Linked DNA regions of Mus musculus: region 2 is linked to region 1. The links are chromatin loops, found by intact Hi-C in ENCODE. Cell type or tissue: left cerebral cortex. All regions are shown on one strand. Each heading gives the region's core, and the rest is flanking DNA. Links, peaks and the distances in the headings are about the cores only. Region 1 overlaps Cep131 (centrosomal protein 131). Region 2 holds the start of Mir338 (microRNA 338).

Region 1 (11,502 bases), core at 1,056-9,055:
CCTCTCCCCATACTCAGCCCAGGAAGTCACAGGCCAGGTGGGTGGTCTGGTTGGACCAGACCAGGGAAGCCCTCAATGCAGCTATTCACCTGCTAATGGGGCCTGGCAAGGAGCCACCATGGTAGCCACTGAAGGCCCCACCTGTGCCTGTGCCCACCGCTGCCGCCCCAGAGGGCACTGTCAAGGGCAGCCTCACCCATGGTAGCCAGGAAGGCCCCGCCTGTGCCTGTGCCCACCGCTGCAGCCCCACAGGCAGGTGTTTGTTCTCCTCAGTCTTTTATCTTCTTTCTGCTAAATGTGTTTTTAATCACCAGTTTCACGGAGGTATAATTACCGTGCTATAAAACCCTCCCGTTTGTGGCATACAATTCAATGCTTTCTGAGGCAGATTTACAGGGCTGTGCGTCCATCAGCACAATCCAATTCTAGAACATTCCCACCACCCTCAGAGAACAATCCCTGTGGTGTCCTGGTTCCTGTCACGCCCCAAGCAACTACAGCCCCTCCCCCATATAACCATCTTGCCCTTGCGTTTTAGACACATGGAGTCTCAGCGAGTGTGGCCCTCCCATTCATGTTGTCTAAAAACCAACTGTTAGAGTCATAGGTCCCAAGCCCCTGGCCCCACAACTCCCTGAGAACAGTCACCTCTCGGCTTCCTCTTCAGTCACCTCCCTCCGCCTCAGCAGGCCGGTAGTGCCTCGAGCGGACTGACTGGCACTGGACAAATTCTTCCGAGGCTTCCCCAAGTCGCTGCCCTCACCTCCCTCACGGGCTGCTGCCTTCACAATATTGCTGATGAGACAAAGAGAAGCCTAACTGTGTCCACAGCTCTAGGCAGGGTCCCCGACCCATGCCCTGGTTCTAAGCCTGGAGGAGGCCCACGAACCATGGTGCAAGGTTGACCTTTCACCTCCACCTTGCTGGCCCCTAGAACTACCTGTACCCCAAAGTCCCATTGCCTGGCACCTGTGTAAATGTCCTTTACATTTTATAAACAGAAAGAGGTTCTCAGTACAGAAGTCTAGAAGCAGACAGATGGGGTATAGGGCTCCAGTTACCCCAACTATGGCACGTGGTTCTGTGTGTGTACAGGAGCTTCCTTCAGGGCCCAGCCTGCCTGCGTCCCTCCCCGGGCCACATGCTTCCTGTGTGCATTCGAACAGGCCTTACTTGAGGGAGGGGGCTGTCTGGTTGGAGCTCTTGGGGGGCGACACCATCTTCGAGGAGGCATAGTGGTTATGCACCATGGTGGTGACACAGTTGCCCACAGCACCTTTGTTGCTCCTGTCAGAGAGACCAGGAAGGAGTGGGGCTGGAGGAAACAATCAGGTTTGGTTTGTGGCACACGCTGCCATAAAAACTCTCAGTGCATACTATGGCAATGACCAAGTGCCCCTGGGAGTCCATGGCCAGGACTCCAGCGGCCAACAGCCCTTTCCTGCACCCAAAGTGGATGATGTCACTGCCCCCAAGGTCAAGGGATGTTTTGGAAATGCTCTGGAAATGGCCCAGAGCCTTGCTTGCTCCAGTGGCTTCTCCTGGTCTATTAGTGAGGCCACAGCACCAGCTCCTGCCTGCCATGCTGGTCACTGCTCTCTGACATGCTGTGATCTGTCCTGTCCCCAAGAGTGACAAGCACAGCTCTGACATGGGCTCACCCCCCAAACGAACCATTCAAGTCAGATACAGCTGGCCTGGAGGAAACTCCTGGACCTGACGTTTCTGAGAAGTTCAGCTGGTTGACTCAGGCATCTAGAAAAAAGGCTCCTCCAAGGGAGAAGAGCCTTCCAGGAGGCCAGGAGGCTTGTTGAGCTGACCACTGATACTGTCTAAACAGTGGCCACAGGTCCCTTTTGTGCAAGCTACCACCTTACAAGGATTCTCTTTGGCTGAGGGGAAAGCCATTAGTTTGACTTCTCCACTCAGTACAAAGTAGCTGAATCCAGCTACATAAAAGACAAAGAGTCTCCTGGGACCAGGTGTGTGTGGTGGGACAATACCTGTTGTTAGCGGTGAAGCTGGGTGCCAGAGGACACTCCTTCCTCCGTGGGCCCAAGGCAGAGTCAAGGGTGCTGGGACTCTGAGCACTGGCTGGCAAAGCCAAGCCCCTGGGCTGCTCATCCTGTGGATCACACGGATACTTCACAGCCTGGAACACTAGGAGCACAGCCCAATACCAACAGCAGGCCCTTATGTGTCATGAGGCAGCAGATGCTATGCCCCAAGGGACCAGTGTCAGGACCAAAGCTCAGCAAGCCTGGGACACCCTCCCCCCACCCCACCCCACCCCACCCCACCCCACCCCACCCCGCAACAGCTGCCTCTCTAGGCAGGAAGGATGTAGAAGGAGCCTGATGGTGATCTGGCAGGAACACCAGGACTCATGGCTGCCTCACACACCCCCTTACCAGGACGTTCCACGTGGCTTCCTTCTCACTGGATGCCTTGCTAAGACTGGCCACCCTTCTTCTCCCACTGGTGCTGCCCTCAAAGAGCATCAGGAAGTCGGTGGGCTCTGCTGGCCTGTGTCAGAGAGAAGTATGCACACAAAGTCAAGGGCTAGGGATGCCAGGAAGGAAGACAGGCGGGTGCTCTACAGAAGGCAAGAGGGCATGACTCCAGGACATGGTGAATGTTTCTTGGAGGCTGGAGAGTTGGCTCAGGCTGAGAGCACTTGCTGCTCTAGCACAGGACCCAGTTTGGTTCCCTGCACCTACACAGAGGCTCACAACCCTATGTAACAGCATTTTTAGAGGATATGACACCTTCTTCTGGCCTCTGAGGGCAGCAGGTACACATATGGTGTACATATAGGTATATAAGCAAACATTATATACATAAAAAATGTTTCTTAACCCTGACATACATTCCTAACTGGCAGAGATGCCTCAGTGGGACAAGGTTTGGAAGTCTGGGTAGCTATAATGAGCCTGAGGATCAAAGGCCTTAAGACATGTGGCTACCAGTTACTGCCATTACCCTCATTCCCCTACACACAAAGAGCCACATACGAGTCAGCTCAAGAAAGTCAGAGGCAACAAGGAAGATCAGCTAGATGGCAGGAACTCCCCCAGGGGGCCACAGACATACTATGCCCAAGGTCTGAACCTGATGGAGTGAGAGAGCCTGGAGCAATGTCCCGTGTGAGGCAGGAAGCTCTGGCAGCTAGCAAACTGTGCACAGGGCCATGAGGCCCAGCATCATGCCCGAGTGAAACAATGTCACACAGTGAGCCTTGAAAGCATGCTCAGGCAGAGGGCCACATACAGGAGGCCACACAGTATCTCATTCTCATTATAAGAAATGTCCAGAGCAGGCAGATCCACAGGGACAGAATGCAGGCTGGTGGAGGACACAGTGAACCTTAGCAGCCATGGGGTGAGGAACGCCCCAGACGGGGCCATGACGCTGGCTGAGCTGACAATATTGAATGGGCCACGATCTGGCTCAGCAGCAGAGTGGGTGCTTGCCTAGTGTGTGCATGGCACTGGGCTCCGTCTCTAGCACCAACAAATGAGCAAATCTCTGAGCTGTTCTTGAGATGTGAGCGGGATGGGACACGAAGTGTAGGCCAGGGACTGTTGGCATTCCTGGCTCTGGGCTGCCATCTCCACACTCTCTAGGAGAGAAAGGGGAGGATGATAGGCAGTCAGTTCCCTGATGTCTCTTCTCAGCCCAGACATATCCCTGGCAAGACTGCCACTCTGATAGACTCCACACCGTTACAGGCTTCACCCATCGCCCTGACAATGGCCAAGGTACAGTGTTGGCATCACCAGCCATGTTAGTGGGCCACAGAAGAAAGTACCGCAAAATCCACTTTCCTGTGGAGGGGGTAGGCTCAGTGTGCCTGAACATGGAAGGCAGGGAGGTAGAAGGGGAAGGACTTGTCCTGATTCACAAATGGTGAAGAAGCTAGACACAATGCAGTACTAAAATCCAGGAAGGCTACCGGGCCAGGGTCAACACTGAAACCCATCAGAAATGGGGACGAAGCCCCAGCATAAGGACTGTGAGGCCCTAGACAACCTAGCAAGAAATATGCAAGACTCTCATGGACACTGGGGTTGGTGGAAGTTGGCAGAACTTATGAAAAAGTCACAAAGAAATGAGGACCAGAGGGCCCATACTGAAGAGCTCTCGTCTGGCAAGTGTCATCCTTGCATGGCTTCGGAGAGACAGGAGACAGCTTGGGGCCAGCACAGTAAGACACAGGGGCAGAAGACAGGACATGAGGCCCTCCACAGGGCCACAGCACCGCATCAAGCCAGAGTGCCATGGTTGAATCTGTGACATTGGAGGAATGACCTAAGACAGGAGCCACAGCAGATGGACATGACTGCAGAGACCTAGACCAGCCTCAAATTTTAATAAAATAAAAAGGGGGAGATGTGGAGAGCCATGCCACGAGCAATCGCGTGCATGCCGTGAGCAATCGCCATTATAAGATGGCGCTGGTTTCCACTGTGCTTAACTAATAAACAAGCCTTATGCGCAAGTGCAAGAGTGAACTCACGCCTAGTCACTGCCCATCTCGCGGTGTAGTAATGGGGTGATGGGCGAGCAACGAATCAGGAGCTGTCACGCCACATCAGGTGCTGAAACGTCACCTGCGGGCTATATAAGCAGTGCCATTTTATAACCCAAGTTGGGTTCCCAGCACCCATGTAACTGCTCACAAAAGGCCTGCAGAGCCCCAGAGATGCCCTGCTCCATGACCAGCAAGGGCAACATTGTTCTGCTTCGGCTGCTGAGGCTCCAATGTAGCAGCACTATACCCATGACCCCGTGATGCCCAGATACACCAAGGGCTGGCAGGGCTTGGTGCTGTCCACATGGTGCTGGTACTATCACAGCATGCAGACTGCAAGAGTTACCATAGGGTCAGGGAGGCTGCGTGTAGTGAGGCTGCATGGGACACTAGAGCAAGCAATGCAGGAAGCTGTCAAGGGGAAGACCAGGTTGCAGTCTGGACTCCAGAATGTATATGGGGAACCAAGCCTTTTGGAGCCCAACTGAATACATTATGAGCCCCCAGTGCCAGATTTGGTTGACAAAGACTTGCCCTGTTCTTTGCTGTGCCCTTTTCTTCAATTTTAGAATATGAATCTTATTCTGGGCTCTGATGTATTAAATAAACATACTTTTTAAAAAAAAATAGGAGCTAACTGTGACAGACTACAGAGACTTTTAAGTTGGACTAAAAGTATTTTCTATTATAACATGGTCAGGAGCCTGAGAGAATAAGGAGTGGGAGGTTGTGACTTCAGAGCAATGTATTTGGGTACCAAGCTAATAAGGGTTGGAGCTGCACTGGGTTTTGTCAGTTTAACAAGATCTACAATCATTCAGGAACTGGTCTCTCAGCATGACTCTGTGATCCGTTAATTTGAGGTGGGAAGGCATGCCCGCTCTTTCTTCCCCACGTGGCCAGCACCATTCCTTGATTGGGATCCATGGAGGAAGCGAGCTGAGAAGGACACAACCATTACCCTCCTCCACTGCAGAGGTGACCAGCAGCTTCCCGCTCCGGCTGTGGTGACTTCACTGCAGTGACAGACTGCAGTGTGATTCAGAATAAGCAAGTTCTTCTCCAGATGGCTTTTGTCAGGGTACTTGATCAGAGCCAAGAGAAAGATCTAAGACATTTAACTGCTAACAGAACTAGGCCTGCTCTCCCATAGGCAGATACATCTACAAAGGGTTTCCTGGATATCATTAATAAGCATAACTACACTGCACAGACACACACAGACACACATATACATACATACATGCACGCACGCACCACACCACACATACACACACAGAGACAGACACACACATACACGTGCACGCATGCATGCTATATGCACCAAATCCTCTCCGCACACCACATACCTGCATACCCATAGTACACAGCATCCATATCACACAACCACAAACTACAAATACTCCATAATACACGCCACACATGAAGCACAGCCCACAAATCCATATGCCACGGCCATGTGCATTTACAGCCCCCGTATACACCCAACTTCTAGCACCGTCACACGTGTACACCCCACACCTCAAGTGCGTCCTGCATTTTCAGTCACCAGTAATTTGGCAGAGTAGACGTCCTGAGTGCATACCCCAGGCGCTGAGGCTCTGTCTGCGTGTGGTAGAAGTGCAGTCCCTATTTTCCTAAGGGAGGAGCCCCCAGATCCCACTGCCCAGCAGAGACCACAATGGACAGAGCTGCAGGAAGGGCTAGGGAGGGAGGAGAAGGGAGGCTGGAGTTACCTGATGGAACAAGACCACCTCGAGAGGTTGAGGGGGACCGGGAGTCACAGTAGGTTACCTGGGGGAGCCCGTCCATGACTGGTTGACCTGTGTAGTGCTGTTAGATCTTCGAAGATTGTTGATAGCTCGGGGGCCTCCAGGTCCAGTGGCCTCCTTCAGAAGGGAAAAAAGAGCCTGCTTAGCAGAGAAGGCCTCAGACACCAGGCCAGGCCTTAGAGAAATCACTGGATTCCAAACAAGCTGGGAGGCTCTTGGTGGCACATGGACAGTGAGGGGGGGGGGGCAGGGCCCAGCCTCTGAGAACCTAGGTGTTCTGCACAAAGTGGGGAGCCCCTCACCCCTGCAGTGGGGGAGGGCCCAGCGAGGAACTGTTCGCTCTGTCACTGTGGTCATCAACAGCTGGCCTAGTGTTCTCAGGCAGTGGATGCGATGCATCACAGGGAACAGGAGATGAAGTGGGCACAGCGGAGCACGGGCCGCCTGCAGGCCAGAGGCAGCAGGTGTGAACCTTAGCAGCAGGCTTGTCTCTCCCTTCTTTGGCCCTCTGCACTTTAAACAGCGGCACATCTGATCATCTACTCTGTTTGTTTGTTTGTTTTTCGAGACAGGGTTTCTCTGTGTAGCCTTGGCTGTCCTGGAACTTACTTTGTAGACCAGGCTGGCCTCGAACTCAGAAATCTGCCTGCCTCTACCTCTCAAGTGCTGGGATTAAAGGTGTGCGCCACCACGCCCGGCTGTGCACCACTACTCTTAATGTGGAATTGTTAAATACATCAACTGCCACGGGGTCAGTGACGGCTCAGGGGTGCCCTTTCCTTTCCCCCATTTTTCTGATGGCAGTTTTATATTCTCCACGCTGAGGAAAGGGATAAAGGTGGCTCCTGTGCTCACGGAAGGTGATCAAGTGCTCATCAGATAAATGAGAGCGTGAGCTAAGAACCTTAGACTCCATCTGTGCAAAGGCTCAGCGTCATCAGCCCAGGATAGACCCTCTCCCTGTCCCACGCCCCCATCCTCCCGAGACAAAGCATGCCCGCTTCACTGTCATATGTGGGGCATCTGCTCCAATGACAAGTCCGGTCTCTTGAGATTTAGAGGCCTGCCCAGAGCAAATGCCCTTCAGGACCCCAATGAGGTCAAACAGTGACAAGGACCAGCAGTAAAATGAGGCCCCGCCCACAGGAGGTCCCGGCCCGGTGGACTGTTCTTTCATTAAGTATAGCAGGGTAGCATCATCCTACAAGACAAACAGCCGCACCGATCCCAGCGAGGAGTCCCGAGGAGAGAGGACTTGGCAGCTTCCCCCACCCAGAACTCAGCCACACGAGCTGCCACTGAAGGAAAAACTGAGATGATAGAACTGCTCTCAGCAGGAGGCCTGCGAGAGGTGGCTGTGTCCAGGGAGCCACAGAGGGAGCCCAAGCTTCCGTGCAGCAGGGGTGCAGCAGCAGATCTTTGGTCCACGCGCATAGGCCTGGCTGCCCTCCTTGCTTAGGGCTTCGGTGCAGTGGAGGGATCCACACAGGATAAGAAACAGCAACTCAAGAGCAAGGCTGGGGTCACAGAGGGCGGAGCTGAGACTCACGCTAGTCTGAGCTGTCCGTCCCTCGGCTGAGGCAGATGGCTGGCTCGCTGCGGCAATTTGTCTGTACCAAATGTCCCTTACCGTTTTTTGCTACCTCTGTCCTTTACCGTCTTGCTACTTCTGTTCTTTACCACCTCGCTATCTCTGTCCCAGAATGCACCCTGAGCAATGGAGGGCTACACCGCCTGACACACTTTTTCAGGAAGAAGGAGGAGGTGGGCCTTTTGTCAAGAAAGCAAGCTCAGACACCAACCAGCCCTTCACCCTCAGCAAGGACCTGCTTCTCGGGCAGAGTCGCAGAGGACAGGCAGCATGCAGGTCTCACCCAGGTTCCTCCCTGCTTTAGAAGTTCAGGCTAGATTCAGGCACAGCCCTGGCCCACAAAGTACTTGCTTCCTTTCTGGGCCTGGCCAGGGAATGCCTAGCAGAGAGTAGCTTTGGGTTACAGGAGCCCAGCTTGGGGCTGGAGAGATGGTTCAGTGGTTAAGAGCACCGAATGCTCTTCCAGAGGTCCTGAGTTCAATTCTCAGCAACCATATGGTGGCTCACAACCATCTGTAATGGGATTCGATGCCCTCTTCTGGTGTCTGAAGACAGCAATGGGGTACTCATATACATAAAATTAGTAAGGCCAGAGCGAGTGGGGGTGGGGTGGAGGTGGGCGGGAGTCCAGCTTGACCCCTCATGTCCACACCATGAATTTCTGAGTGACATTTCTGATTCATGCCCCACAGAGGTAGGCTGGGAAAGGAAAGACAGCCCTCCCCAAAGCCCTCCCTGCCCATCTGCTGCCCACCCAGTTTCTAGAAGGGTAGCTTTGAAGAACCCAAGAAGCCTAAATACAGTGGGACAGGAGGGGAAAGCCGGATGCCAGAAGGGTCTGGATTTGCCACAGCACAGCTCACGTGGCTTGCGTGGTCTACTGCCCACAGGAGCATGACCATGAATATGAGATAAACGCTCTTGTGAGGAACTGTTACCAGGGACTAGATGCCACCCCAAGAGGGTCCCAGACCCACACTCACCAGTGCCTTTTTTCTTGGCTCGCTGCCTGTAGCCACAGACATGGAACGGAAAATAGACCTTGTGGCAGAGGCACTGCCGGGCCGCTGGGACATGGGCGGAGGGAGGCCAATCAGACTCAAGTCCACAGCTTCTGGACTGCCTTCAGGAGTGGCAGTGATGGTCCGTGAACCTTTCATGGTGGACCAGGCTAACCCTGAAAAGGAAATGAGAGACGCAATAAGACACCGCAGGGCTGAGGATACAGCTCCGTCCAGTCTTCAGCATGGTATAAACTAGGTGTGGCAGTGTATGTGTGCAATCCTGGAACTCAGAAGGTGGAGGCAGAAGGACCAGACTCAAGACCGTTCTCAGATAGATAGTGCATTCAAGGCCATCCTGGGCTACATGAGATGGGAATGAAGCTTAGAGAGATAACCAAGTAGTTAAGGGTGTTTGCTGCTCTTCTAGAGGGACAGGACTTGGTTCCTAGTACCCATAGCAGTGGCCCACAACTGCCTGTAACTCCAGCTCCAGGGGATCTGACACTCTCTTTTGGCCTCTGTTGGTATACAGACATATACACACATAGATTTAAATATATATATATATATATATATTTTTTTTTTCAAGACAGGGTTTTAGGGTTTCATTGTACAGACCTGGCTATCCTGTCTGGAACTCACTCTATAGACCAGGCTGGCTCAAAACTCACAGAGATCTACCTACCTCTCTGTCTCCGGAGTGCTGGCATTAAAGATGTGCAAAAACACCTGGCTTATTTGTGCCTTTTACTCTTCTTGAACTGTATCCAAGTATTCAATAGCGACAGAGGGACAGGCCCTGGGCTGTGGGCAGCCACCCCTCCCCCCCGGCCCTTCTCATGGGCAGTACTGGCTCACTTTTAATCCCAGCACTTGGGAGGCAGAGGCAGGCAGATCTCTTGAGTTCTGAGGCCATCCTGGTCTACAGAGGGAGTTCTAGGACAGCCAGGGCTACATAGAGAAACCCTGTCTCAAGAAACAAAGAGCCGGGCGGTGGTGGCGCACGCCTTTAATCCCAGCACTTGGGAGGCAGAGGCAGGCAGATTTCTGAGTTCAAGGCCAGCCTGGTCTACCAAGTGAGTTCCAGGACAGCCAGGGCCATACAGAGAAACCCTGTCTCAAGAAAAAAACCAAAAAAAAAAAAAAAAAAAGGAAGAGGAGTTGGTAGAGGAAGGGAAGTGGGAGAACGAGGTGGGGGAGACAAGATACCATGGAGGAATCTCACCCCTTGCACTCACAATCTCCACTCACTCTGGACGTGTGGGTCTACCTGCCACCAAAACTCTCAGAAGCCACCACTGGGGATGGAGGAGCTCTGCCAGGAGCACGAGAAGACAAGATTGTTCTAAACCCTACGCTGGGCTCTAAATGGTGAGCTGTGAGTAGCTGGGGGTCAGCGATCCCAGAGGGTGCTAGCAGCAGGCAGTGGTGGCTGTGAGCCTGGCTCTGCCATTCACCCCAGCCCTAGGACATTCTCTACATTAAAAAAAAAGTGCATCTTCCTGGGCTATCCTGAGGTACATGTGGCTTTGAGGTTGGATCCTGGAGATCCTGCAACAGCTTCAAGCTACCCTAGTAGGATGTGGACTCCCAAGTCCCTGCGTCACCACAGAGCATCCATGAACTCCGGGGACCTGGCAGCTGTTCTCTTGTTTCAGAGGCACCCTGATACCTCCCTTGCAGGGTGCTCTCTCTTGCAGTCTCCCACTGGCTCTTCTCATCCCTGAAAGCCCAAGACGCCCTGAACTCTGCCCCAGACTCTCTCCTTTATACACCCTCTCCATCCCTGAGCTTTGCACAAGTACAGCAGGCTATCCGGCCAGGGCCCGTGCTCACATCACCCAATACTTCCACACTGCTCTCAGCTCAGGTTATACCCACAGGGGAAATGGCTTCTCAGGATGGCAGAGTAAATCTGAGTACCTGAGAAGTCCAGCTCTGACCCTGTTTTCTATAAGCACTTCATTGTGCATTAACTAAGCCTGCCTCCCTCCCTGCTGTTCCTCAAATCTTGGCAGTGCATCCTAGCACACCACTGCATCTGCAATCCCCCTGCCTCCACAGCACCATCAGCTTTTCTTCTACCAACTGTTTTGCTTTCTCTAGGACTCCCTTGAGAGGACAGGGACCACACAGTCTTAGGTCCTGATGTGTGGAGGGCACTGAGGTCCTGAGACCTGGGAGATGGGACATGGGACAACTGCTAAGTGATTACAATCCCCTTTCAGAGTCAGGGAGCCAGGAGCATACACTCACCATGGTCCAAAGTCAAGCTGCCTTGGTACTGACATCCAGATGTGTGTAGTAGGGGGCAGTGTCCCTACTCTGAGGCTGCTTTGCCATCAGTCCGGCCAGTGTCCCCGTTACACATTTCTGGTTGTGTAGGTGAAACCTAATACCTTGCCCTTCTTGGCACTGGCTACACCTTGGTGGATCCTAAGCTCCTAAGTCTGGTGGACATAGCTTTCCCAGCACCACGTGCAGCCAGTGAGGTTCTGGGCGGTAAACATAGCCTCTCCATGGAAATCTATAAGCCAGATGGCCGGAGGCTGGGGAGGCCAGCCTCACCCTGGACAAAACCGCGCCTCCCGCAGGAGCCGG
Region 2 (11,502 bases), core at 1,027-9,026, 65 kb before region 1:
TGCACTCCAACTGGGCCTTGAGCCCCGAGAGGCTCTGGCCTGGGGACTTCTGGCAAGGGCTCCTCTGACTGCTGTGGAGGGGACAGCACCTCGCTGGACACTGCAGACCTGGGAAAAGCCTGCACAGACTGATGCCCTGGGCTAGGTGGGCTCCTCAGGTCTTGCTCCTTTTGGGAGTCCTGGATCCCACTGTGCTTCTCAGGGCCAAAGGTGGGTTCGGACTCGGCATCCAGGTCTGAAAAGTAGGCAGAGTCTCGGTAGGGGCTCTTCTTGCTGAGGCCACCAAGGGAGACAGAGAGCAGAGGATCGGGCCCTGGGCTCTCACCCTCTGAGGCTGGCTCCCCAAAGGCCTCAGGCTCACTCGACTCATGGGCCTCCTTGAGCACAAACTCAGGAGACTCATAGTTCTCTGTATCATAGCCACTGTCCACGGCACGGGGCTGCCCGCCAGGTGGACCAGCAGCTGATGGGCTTAAGACCTCACAGCCACCATCACTGGCTGAGGACGGTATGTCCAGAGAGTCCAGGGAGTCAGGGGTCCCCACCTGCTTCTGCAGACTGCGCAAGGCTGGTACTATGCCTGACTTCTCCGTGTGTGGGCCGTCACTGGACAGGTCGGTGAAGACTCCTGATGTTGCCTCGGTCGTGTCTTCGTCCTCGCTGCTGGGTGCCTCTTGCCCCAGAGAACTGCCGCTGCTCTCCAGGGTGGGGGCTGGCTCAGGGACGGTCACCCAGCTGCCAGCAGCGGGTGTGGGTGAGGCAGGTAGGATGTCAGGAGCGCTTGCCTCCTCCGAGGGAAGTGAGGCTCCTTCACAGGATGGGGAGGGGACGGAAGGAAGGGGTAGCTGGGGTTCAGCAGATCCCTCAGCCTCCTGGGCAAGTTTGGGTTCCACAATGGGGTTCTCAGCCCCACCCACAGCTCCCTCTGTCCAAGGGGATGTGATGAGGCAGGCAGCAGGTGCCAGGCCTTTGGCAGGACACAGGGGGAGCAGGTTGAAGGGACGGCTTGGCTCCTGACCAGGGGAGACTGCTACTAGCCCAGGGAGAAAATCTCTGGGATCCTCCTGGGACAGGAGATGGCCCACCTCAGGGGAGGCTCGAGGGGTCTGCTCTAAGCTGGAGCAGTCGTCCCTGTAGCTGTCTGTGAAGCTGCTAACATAGCCAGGATCCCAGGATTCTGGGTCGCGACTGGCACTGTTGTTGTTAGCTGACATGTTAGAGCTCCAGTGTCCACACTGAGCGGCCAACCCCACCTTCCCCTCCTCTGGCTCCTCATCACTGGGGGAGGGCTGGGCCCCAGGACTCCCCGAGGGAGATGCACCCAGTGGGTCATCAAAGAAGGGCGGGCAGAAGGTAGCCACACCCCAGTCTATGTCTTCAGCTGGCAACATCGGGGTCCCAGGAGAGGGTGAGCGTGAGGGACAGGGTGACCCTTGCCTCCTATGTGAATGGTGGTCACAGGGGCCCCACAGACCCTCAGTTGGGGGTGCATGGCCCAGCAATGGCTCCATGGCAAGGGACGCAACAGTGCTCTCCTCAGAGTTATTGTCCTGGTCAGTCACAGCCTGGGGGCTGGGAGCGCAGCCGGCACAGTCTGGATCGTGGCCAGCAGCAGGCACTGCCCCCTCCAGGCGGATGAAGTACTCGCTACCCACTGAGGGGCTGTGGGCACTGAGGACTGGCACCACACCCGGCGGTGAACTGTCAGGCGCGCACAACTCCTGCAGGCGCGCTGCCGAGCCTGGGCTTGATGCAGCCCCCGAGGGTGGGTACTCCTCAGCGCCACAGCCAGCCTCCCACTTGTATTCAAAGTTGAGGCCGTGGCTTGTCTCCGTGACCGTCAGCACGTCATCACTGTCCACGTGAAAGCCGTCGCTGGTGAACCGCTCCAGCAGCGGGAAAGACGAGGCAGCGGTGAGCTCCGCGGAGGCGGCGGTGGCAGCTGCTGGGGCTGCAGAACCCGAGCCCAGGCCCGTGCTGCCCCCGGGCCGCAGGGAGCGCCAGCGCCGCTCAAACTCCTCCTCCAATTCTGTGGTGCCCTTAGCACACAAGTAGGACAGCAGTAGATGAACCTCTTCAGCTGTGGGCCTCTGCTCTGGCTGCAGCCAGCAGAACTGCATCACCTCGTACCTGCCGGGAGGCCCTCATGGGTGGCCCTGGCCATATCCAGAGGCACGCTGGCCGGAGTATAACCTGCCCTCCGGGGACAGTCCGTTCCCCCATGCTCAGAGTACCCTGGGAACACTAGGGGCAGTCAAGGCAATCTCCCAAGGCAGGCCCAGAGGCCTGGGAAGGGCCCTGAATTAGGGTAGTTCAGGCTGCAGAGACCCAGAAGCCCTGTAGAGGTGGACCGAGCAGCCCCAGGCTGTAGGGCTCAGCCCCCTGTGCCCCTCTGGCCTGCCTGCCCAGGGGGGTGGGGTCCTCACCATCGATCAGATAGAGCCAGCTGCAGCTGGGGCTTGGGCAACTTAAGCTGCTGCTCCCGGACGGCGTAAGCCAGCACCTGCCCGTCCGAGTGCTGGGGGTACGGCTGCGCACCCAACTCGAAAAGCTCCCAGATGGTCACACCCAGGGACCTGCGGGAGCAACCACAGTGACACGTGGCTGAGCATGACTGCACAGAATCCCTGAACACCTGTCATCATGTCAGCCTCTCTGGGACTGGACCTCACTACGCCACAGCCGCCCCTCTCTAGAGGCACAGATGCAAGGCAGAATCCTGTATCCCTTAAGGACAAGTGGCCTTCAACAGCATCTCAGGATGATTTTTAACCAAAATATGGTGCCAGTATTGGGGGGGTGTCAGTTGGTCCTATCCTGAAGGCCCCATACCCTTGACTGTCAAGGCAGTCCCCCCTACACACACACACACACACACACACACACACACACACACACACACACCAGTATAGGAACCTCAGGAACCCATCATCAACGAAGTAGCCTGTAAAGTGCCTCTCATGGCCACAAGGTGGCAGGCATGAGTACACTTTCCCTGTGTGGCAGCCCTAATCCTAGCCAGAGAAGGAAGTCAAAATGCTGGAGCAGGGGGCAGAACTGAAAGGCAGCATCCCCACTAGAATAGCTGACGCCAGCGCCATCTGGGGAGGCGGCATCCCAAGGCCCTCCCGGCAGCCCTGCCTGCGCTCACCACACGTTGCTGCTCTTGGTCTGGTCCACCACCAGCAGGTTGCCGTGAACCTCGTCCACCAGCTCTGGCGCGATCCAGCGCAGCGGCACCCACAGCTGGTCAGCGGTCACGAGATAGTCTTCCTGTAGCACGCAGGGACAGGATGGGAGTGAGCTCCGCTCAGCAGCTGCCCCTGCACACGGGCCCTGACGGCCTTACTCACCCTGTATTTGCAATGCGACAGGCCATAATCACCAACCTTCACTGTCAGGTCAGCCGTAAGCAGGCAGTTCCTCAGGGCCAGGTCACTGCGGAGTGGAAGGCAATGTCAGCAGAGTGTGCCAGCCTGAGTGAGCCCTGGTGGAATGGTTGGGCTCCCGGGCACAGCCAGGCAGACCGACAGGAAGGGGTGTCTGAGGGGCCACCCACTTGTGCCCAAGTTCTGGCTCCACACCCTGTACTGGCTATTTTGGAAGACCTGTGTGGACTTCAATGCATTTCTAATACTTCTTCTTCTTCTTTTTTTTCTTTTTTTTCCAGACAGGGTTTCTCTGTGTAGCCCTGGCTGTCCTGGAACTCATTTTGTAGACCAGGCTGGCCTCGAACTCAGAAATCCTCCTGACTCTGCCTCCCAAGTGCTGGGATTAAAGGCTTGCGCCACCAAGCCCGGTTTTCAATGCACTTCAATGCATGTGAAAATCAGGCAAAAGATGCTCAAGGACGACCCCCCCCCCCCAGCAAAGTGCTGTCTAACTGCACCAGAGCCCTAACCCGCTCCACCCTCTGTCTGATCTGCCCAACAAGGGCCAACAAGCCATGGAGCAGAGAGTCTGCAGTGTCCTCTCAGGACCCTCACCCTTCCGACTACACTCCACCATCCCAGTCCCCAGGAGGTAAGAACTGATGGAGAAACCGAAGCCCGGAGTGTCTCAGAGGGTCCTGCCAGCAGTCAGAGCCCATGTTCTAGAGTGCAGCCCTGCCTGGCCTGCTACACAAGCTGGAGCCGAGGTCTAGAACAGTATGGACCACAAAGGCCCCTTTGTGTGGAGGATAAAAATCACCAACTCAGTGGGAAGCCTGGAATGCCAGGCTCTGTATAACTCTTGCTTGGCTATAGCGCCCCACCCCCAGGTGTTTGGGGTACAGGACAATAGAGTGCCACGGGACGCACCCTCATCTGCCATACTGGCTGTTCTGCTGAGAGATCTCTGGATGTAGATGGGGCCACCTTGGCCTGCCTCTACCCCAGGAGGACTGTGTCAGGGGACAGGGTGGGGTGACCTGGGTCCATGCCTATGGGTGGGGCAGCTGGGCTAGGCAGCAGGCAGGGCAGGAGGCTGGCAGCTGCCCTCTTCAACAAAATCACTGATGCTGGAGTCACTGTGCACCCACTCAGCACCAGGATATTGTTGGGGAGGACGGCCTGTGCAGCGTTGGAGCTGGTGGGCCGCTTGTCCGTTGCCACTTCTTCCAGCATGTGCCCCCAGCTCATGGGAGGCTGGGCATCCTGGCCACCAGAGGCAGGAGAGAGCCACCCCTCCCACTACAGGGCCAGCCCAGCCACTCCCTTTGTGGCCTGAGGGAAAGAGGCTGGGGTTGGTATGGAGCCCAAGTATGGCTGACTGCTCTAGTAGACAGGATGGGTTTCTTCATTTAACTGTCTGCAAGGTGAGTTTCAAATGCCAAGTCTTCACAATTTATTTCATTTTGAGATGGTCCTGCTACATAGTCCTGGCTATTCTGGAGTTCATTAGGTAGACCTAGCAGGACTTGAACTCACAGAGATTCTCCTACCTCTGCCTCCCAAGCGCTGCAATTAAAGGCGTGAGCCACCATGCCCAGTTAGTTTTCCCAGTTCTAAGAATGATAAAGTTCCCTGCAGAGTGGCTATTTTTAGATGAACCCAGTTCATGAGGCCCACAACGTGGGATCACCGTGACTTTTCTGCACAGGGTCGTGTGATGGTGAGGGTTAAGGCCCTGGGGGAGTGGGGCTTTGTAGCTGTAGCCTGGCTAGTCTCGCTAGCCCTCACCTGTGTACATAGTTGTGTCGATGTAGATGCAAGACGCCACACGCCACCTCGCACGCCATGCGCTGCAAGGTAAGTGGGTCAGGCGCCATGGACTCTGTCACCCGGCAGCTCCGTAGATAACCTTTGAGGTCCCCCTGATGGACGAGAGAGCACACAGTCACCTGCTAGCTGCAGCGACCAGCCCATCACAAGTCTGCCACCCACACCAAGAGAACCTGGGTCTGGTGGCCTGTGGATCAGCTGTGAACCCTAGTGTTCACTGCTGTTTCAGCAAAGCCTGTGTCTCAATTCTGGCACAGTGACCTCCATATAAGCAGCCACCAGAGCTGTGCATGTAAAGGGCCCAAGGGGCAACACGAAGACCCAGAACTCAGGCTCTGCCCCAGGAGCTTCGGGAGCCCTGTGGCTGTCCCAGGACACCTCTCGCTGAACTATCCAAGACCCCACAGTGTTGCCCCTGCTGCTGCTGGCTCACTTTCTCTCCGCAGACCTCCTCTGAGGGAGAGCAAGGACTACCAGGACTCTACTTTAGAAATAACAAAAGACCCCAAGAGGCTGAGCAAGAGAGGAGCCACTCCCCTTTGGAACAATGAGCTACAGAACAGGACCGGGAGAGACAGAGCTACCTCCCCGAGAGGACCACTTACCAGTGGACAGAACTCCATAACCAGCAGGTAGGGGGTCACTTCAGCACACTGGGCCAGGCACTGGAGCAGGTTGCTGTGCTGCAGGGCCCTGGAAGAGTCCACGGGTGTTTAAGTTGGAGGGCAGGAGAGGGTGTCCCATAGCCCTCAGTTTCTCCCACTGTGCTGCTCCCCTGCCCGGCCCCACCCCGCCCCCGCCACACCACCCACCTGTAGGGCTGCGCCTCCTCCAGGAACTGCATCTGCTCCTGCACGCTGGCGCTCACCTTCAGCTCCTTCACCACCACCTGCGTGCCACTGACGCCCGAGTGTACCTCCCCCAAAAACACCTGCCAAATGTGACAGGCATCACCAGGTCCCCTTTCAGTCTCCATAGGAAAAGCCATCTAGCGCCCAGGGCCTCAGATGGTCATACAACTTCTCACCAAGCTCTGGCTAGAACCCTCAGCCCCAGTCCACCCACAAGGCTCCTACTTTTCTCACTGCCTGGGGACTACAATGAGGAAAAAGGAATCAGGTACATGGTCCAGTCTGGGGCGGGTGTTAGAAAGAGCCCCTCCCTAGGGGATCCCCAGGAGTAGTGGGTCCACCCTTTGCCATTCCTGCCACCCCGGGGCATGCTTACCTTCCCAAACCAGCCGTGGCCAATCTCCTTTAAGTACAGGAGGCTGTGCCGGCCCAGGTCCGTGGACTTGAGAAGTTGCACTAGAGTGGAACAGAAATCCAGACACAGCTTAGCCACCGCTCCCTCTCCATCTTCCCGACCACGCTCTCCAGAGCCCAGAGAGCTTTCCCAAGCTCCCCAGCCAAAGAAGCTTCAATAAAGTGGAGGCCAGGTTTGAGCGCTGTCATCGAGGGCCAGTGTCTCTTAGGCTCTGGGGTGGCTGCTGTCAGCAGAGCTATGGACCTCAAGTCTCCATCCAGGCAAAGCCTGGGGATGCCCAGAGCAGAGCCACAGGGAGAAGCCAAGCCCAAACAGCAGGGCCTGGAAAGGCGTTTGGATGAGGCAGGAAGCTGGTGCCGAGGCCTGGGAGGACAGCAGAGCAACCAACCCCCTACCCCTGCCACAGGCTGGCATTCAAACCCCCACCACAGCAAAGCCGCCTTTGTTGGGGGCTGCTTGGCACAGCCCTGTACGGGACACACTGGCTCCATTCTCCCTGTGAGACAGGCAGAGTGAAGTCAGAGGAGAAGAAGGGTCAGCGTGGGCAGAGGAAAGGGCCAGGGCTCACTGCACCCACTCATGCCCCCTCGGATTCTCTGAATTCTGCTCCCACGCTGATAGCCCAGAAGGCCGGGGTCAGGGCTGCTGGGACGCCCAAGGGAAGATGGCAGCCCTCGGGGACTAAGTCTGCTTGGTGCCCAGCTCATGGAAGAGTCTCACCGGGCACTGTGCCCCCAAGACTTACACCCTGAACCTAATCTGTCTAAATGCCTGGTGGAAACCCTGGGGTCTCTAGGACCTCAGTTGTCCCAGAGTGGGTTCAGGGTCCTGACAGTAGAACCCAGGGCAAGCACAGGGGGCAGGAGAGTGCTTGTATGTTAGGAGCTAGAGGTAGAGGAGGCGGCTTAGGTGGGCTGACCCATCTCACACAAATTTCTCCCTCCTTGAAAGAAGATGCACCCCCCCCCCAAAAAACCCAAAAAACAACAGAGCTGAGCAGTGCAAAAAGCACCTTTGCCCTCTCCTGGGTCCCTGTCCCACTGTCCTTGGCCATAGATAGCCAAGCCTGCCTCCTAGGAGGTGCTAAGGACACCTGCAGGCCTTTGAGCCAGTGGGTAAACGTGTCCATGTCTGGATCCTGCCTGACTTTTGAGCTCACTCCCTTGAGACTCGATGGGCCACAGAGCCATGCATTCAGGGTTGGGTCAGGCTGGTGGCGACCAGGGCAGCATTTATCTAAGTCTCTATTGGCTCAAACAGGTACTTTGATGCAGGCTGGGCCCTGGATGGGAAGCATTGTGTTGAGAGCCTGGGAGGGCTGGCCCAAGGTTAAGAGCGGCCTGCTTTTCACCACAGGGATGGGGCCAACCGCACTCTCCACTTGAAACCTTCCGCGGTGTCCTTGGCGCCATCAGATGGACAAGAGACAGCCCTGAGCTGAAACTTCCAGGCTGTAAAGGCCTGAGAGCTGACTGTTGTAGAGGTAGTCATAGTCCCAGGCACCAAGGTGACCAGGGCAGCATTTACCCGTCACCTCTAAAGAGGAGGGGGGTGGTGGTGGTGCAGGGAGAGGCTCTGGAAGGAAGGCAAATGGGAGAGGCAGACAGGGCAAGGAAGCTATGGGAAGAGGCCCTGCCTACACCTGGGTTGGGGGTAAGGGGGTGGGCATTGATGCTTCTCTTGTTCCCTATGCTGTGTGGGTAGCCTGTTTGGTAGGGACAACGGGGCCACATTCCTACAGGTACAAAGGAGCAGGAGTCTGGGAAGAACAGAGGTAGATGGATAATCCAGAGTGCTGAGCCACCTGCCCCAGTTACCTCATGGCAGCCCCTGGGGTGGAGGAGCGACAGACAAGGCTACTCTCAAGCCTGGGTCCCAGAGGGGCTCCACGCACCTCCCAACACAGCTCAGCCTGAGATGCGGCCAGGAGACCTCGGCTTCCCAGTGCCCATGCCCCAAGCGACCCCACACCACTCACCGGAGCGACCCGGCTGCTTGGCCATGGGTAAGGAGACCTCGGTGAGGGGCAGGACATACACATCGGGGCCGGTCTGTGCAGCTGCAGCCGGGGAGCCCTGCTCCGAGAAGTCGGCCACATACTCGTCCCCTTCAGCATTCTCAAACTCCTGTGGGTCGGGCCGGCACGGGTGGGTGAGCAGGACACAGGCTAATGGAGGCAGGCTAGGAGAGGCCCCTTTACCCCCAAACTCAACCTGACTTACACAGGCCTACAGCATGGGCCCCTGCCACATGGCCATTCCCCACCTGTTCACCGGCCCCAATTCCTCAGGGACACCATCTCAGCAGAGGTCAAAGGCCTCAGGCCCAGGTGGGGCTGGGAACCCAAGGCTGAGTCCTGCTTGGAGAAGGGCTAAAGAGTTCAAAGGGACAGAGGCAGAGTAGCCCCTCATAGGCCCTGTCAGTGGTCTCCTCCCTGCCCCCACCCCCTGCCACCCCATGGCTTAGAGCAGATTTACAGGCAGGGGCTCACTGCACATCTCGGGGAAGGTAATTCGGTTCCTCTTCCCTAGCTGGGCAGGGAGCAAGGAACCCAGGGACTTGTTCTTCATCCACACCTCCACTGCCTGCCTGCATGCCGTGGGGTACCCTCAGCCCTGCACCCCCCCCCCCCAGTGCACCCTAAGAGCTTGCTCCTGCATCCCTGGAGATCACTCTGGGGACAGGCTGCTAACTCTGAAGACTATCAGCCTAGGAGAGACCACCCGACCCCCACCCCACCCCATCTAGATCACATTCCAAGCAGCATTAGTCTGGGGTAGGCCACAGCCATAAACAAGGACAGGGTTTCTCGTGGAAGAACACTTGCCCTAGAACCACAAACAAACACATCAAAACCAAAACAGGAACAGAGCAGAAACCAGGCCAGCTTGTCCTCAGCACCGGGCAAATCTCCCTGCCACATCTCCCACCCAGGTGAAAACTGGGCTCTGAGGACTGGGCATAAACCCGGAGCTTGGCTGCCCGCTCCGGGCCACGTTCCTGCGGACAAACGGCTAAACATACCCTGGGGACCTTTTTCTAGGTCATCTGTCTTTCTGTAAAGGGGGTGGCCCTACATTCCTAGTGGTTAGCCCAGCTCTGCATTCTGAGAGCAGAGCCTCTAACACCTGTGGCAACTCTTCCTCCCCGGAGCCTAAAAGACCACATTAGAACGTCCTCTAGCCCCACACGCTGGGGCCTGCGATGCCCGCTTCCCCCTTTGTAGTATGAATTAGTTCTGGCTTCAACCATTACCTTCCCTTGCCAGAGAGCCAGCCGGGTTCCCCCAGCACAGCGGGCGATCAGGTAGCACAGGGTTAGCATCCAGCCCCTGCCCAGAACAGCCCCGGTGGGGAGCTCGCTGTGGAAGCAGGAGGCAGTGACCCTCCAACCAAAGCACACTGGTGCTGGAATGTTCTGGGCACCATGTTCCCAAGGAGGTGAGAAGGGCGAGGGTGGGAGGGACTGCTGTCAGTCCTTGTGTGGGGCCTTGTTCTCAGCGCCTGAGGAGGGGCTTGCTACACAATGGCTGCCTAAGCTGTGCCCTAGCTTCCCACCCCCACGTCTCTGACCTGAGGTTCTGCCCTCAGGGTCCTCCAGGATGCAACTCTCCTTTGATTGTCCAGCCCATTGTGCGCTGACAATCAGGAGGTCGGGAGATTGTCCCCTGGGGTGGGGGCACCAGGGAGGGGGGCACACTGCACTGCTGTTAAGGAACTAAACACCCAAGTTTGGCTGGGGTCTGTGCTACCAGGTACTGGGACTCTGCAAAAGGGTAATAGCATTTGGTGCAGGTTACCCAGTAGGAGGTACCCCTAAGATACAGGCTGGCTCTGTGCTGGACCACAAGCCCTGTTCCCACCCTGACCTCCTACCCAGCCTGCAACCCCACGTGGGTGCGGGAATGTCCAGGGCTCTGGCCAGGCCTCAATATGCTGACAGACAAGGCTGCAGCCCCCGCAGCTCCCGGTGGCGCTTCCTGGGGGTGGGTAGCTCTGTGCTTTCTGCCCTGCATTCTTGTTTGGAACCACAGTGTGACAGCAGGGTGGCCACTGGGTTGGAAAGATGCAGGGCCTCCATCACTGGAGTGAAGGCCTCAGCTGTGGGGTCTAGCCTCCTAGGGAGACTGTACTAGGGAGAGTGTAGTGAAGGCCCCAGGGCCCTCAGTGGACATTCCAGAAATAGGATGGCCCTTGTCTCGGGAATCTGATGGATGTCCTCTGAGCAAAACATGCCCAGCTAGGAGCTCCCCAGTGATGTCGCTGCCGGGGACATGTGTCTTGGGGCTTCACTTTCCCTCTGACTCAGTGAGCACAGATGTAAGGACCTCTGTGGGGGTCCCCTTCACTGAGAGTCGGAATGTTCTCGAGAGCCCCTAAATGCTCCTTATGGTCATTTCGGCTTCTCTGGACATGGACAGGCCTGACCTGGCGCTGGAAAGGGTCAGGCCATGTCTACAAAGAAGGTCCCAAAACGAGGGGCAGGGGGTGGGGTCCCAGGAGCCCCCAGTAGAGGGACTATTGGAGACCAGACAAGGGGTTCAGCTGGTCACAGGTGAAAAATCAACCATCACGGTAACCCCAAACTGGAGGGGAGCCGGGTGGTGGGTGGATGCGGTCGGTGCGAGGTCCTCACCTTGAACCCGATGCCGCCCTTCTTACAACACAGGCAGGCCAGCATGAGGATGACGACAGTGAAGATTCCAGAGAAGGACACGGCTACCACCGCGAGGGACGAGGACCAGGACAGCTCACTGAGCGGGGCACCGTCTGCAAGGAAGCAGAGCACAAATGTCTCATCCCAGCCTCGGCATGTGACCCCTCGCTCTGGTCCCCCACCTGGATGTGGCCTCAAGCCAACGGCCAGGGCTAGTGAAGCGGCCAGTATGGGCCCAGCTCCTCCCAAGGTCCATGGACAGCTCTCTGTGATATCAGGGTCACTGTTGTATCAGGCTCACTACTGAGGCTAGAGGAATGGCTTGGTAGCTCAGAGTGCTGGCTGCTCTTCCAGAGGACTTGGGGTCAATTTCCAG

What was found. Peaks named below come from ENCODE experiments on the same cell type or tissue, not always from the same donor. Only the 100,000 strongest peaks of a DNase experiment are listed, where the experiment ranks them.
Region 2: a loop joins it to region 1, with 2.3 times the contacts of the local background. A loop is called at or near these places in 11 of 42 quality-filtered maps.

What each region holds. Positions count from the first base shown.
Region 1 is chr11:120,074,916-120,086,417 of GRCm38, forward strand. It overlaps Cep131 (centrosomal protein 131), which reads right to left. Exons shown (of 26, transcript NM_009734.3): 2 at 8,881-9,074; 3 at 6,329-6,423; 4 at 2,412-2,526; 5 at 2,004-2,125; 6 at 1,174-1,287; 7 at 649-795. The coding sequence starts at 9,057. Among named protein-coding and RNA genes, the nearest start is that of Cep131, 6.2 kb to the right of the region's middle. In left cerebral cortex, for the core only: no CTCF peak of the experiment used is centred there; DNase peaks (open chromatin) are centred at 5,566, 5,963, 7,283 and 8,018.
Region 2 is chr11:120,010,297-120,021,798 of GRCm38, forward strand. Aatk (apoptosis-associated tyrosine kinase) reads right to left here. Exons shown (of 14, transcript NM_001198785.1): 2 at 11,106-11,239; 3 at 8,449-8,596; 4 at 6,432-6,511; 5 at 6,017-6,135; 6 at 5,810-5,897; 7 at 5,163-5,296; 8 at 3,354-3,438; 9 at 3,152-3,273; 10 at 2,427-2,576; 11 at 1-2,130. It overlaps Mir338 (microRNA 338), which reads right to left and starts at 4,566; the gene lies at 4,469-4,566. It overlaps Mir3065 (microRNA 3065), which reads left to right and starts at 4,471; the gene lies at 4,471-4,557. In left cerebral cortex, for the core only: CTCF peaks have their summits at 1,629 (motif pointing left), 2,213, 3,006 (motif pointing right) and 4,636; DNase peaks (open chromatin) are centred at 1,809, 3,010 and 6,902; H3K4me3 peaks cover 2,529 bases; H3K27ac peaks cover 7,167 bases.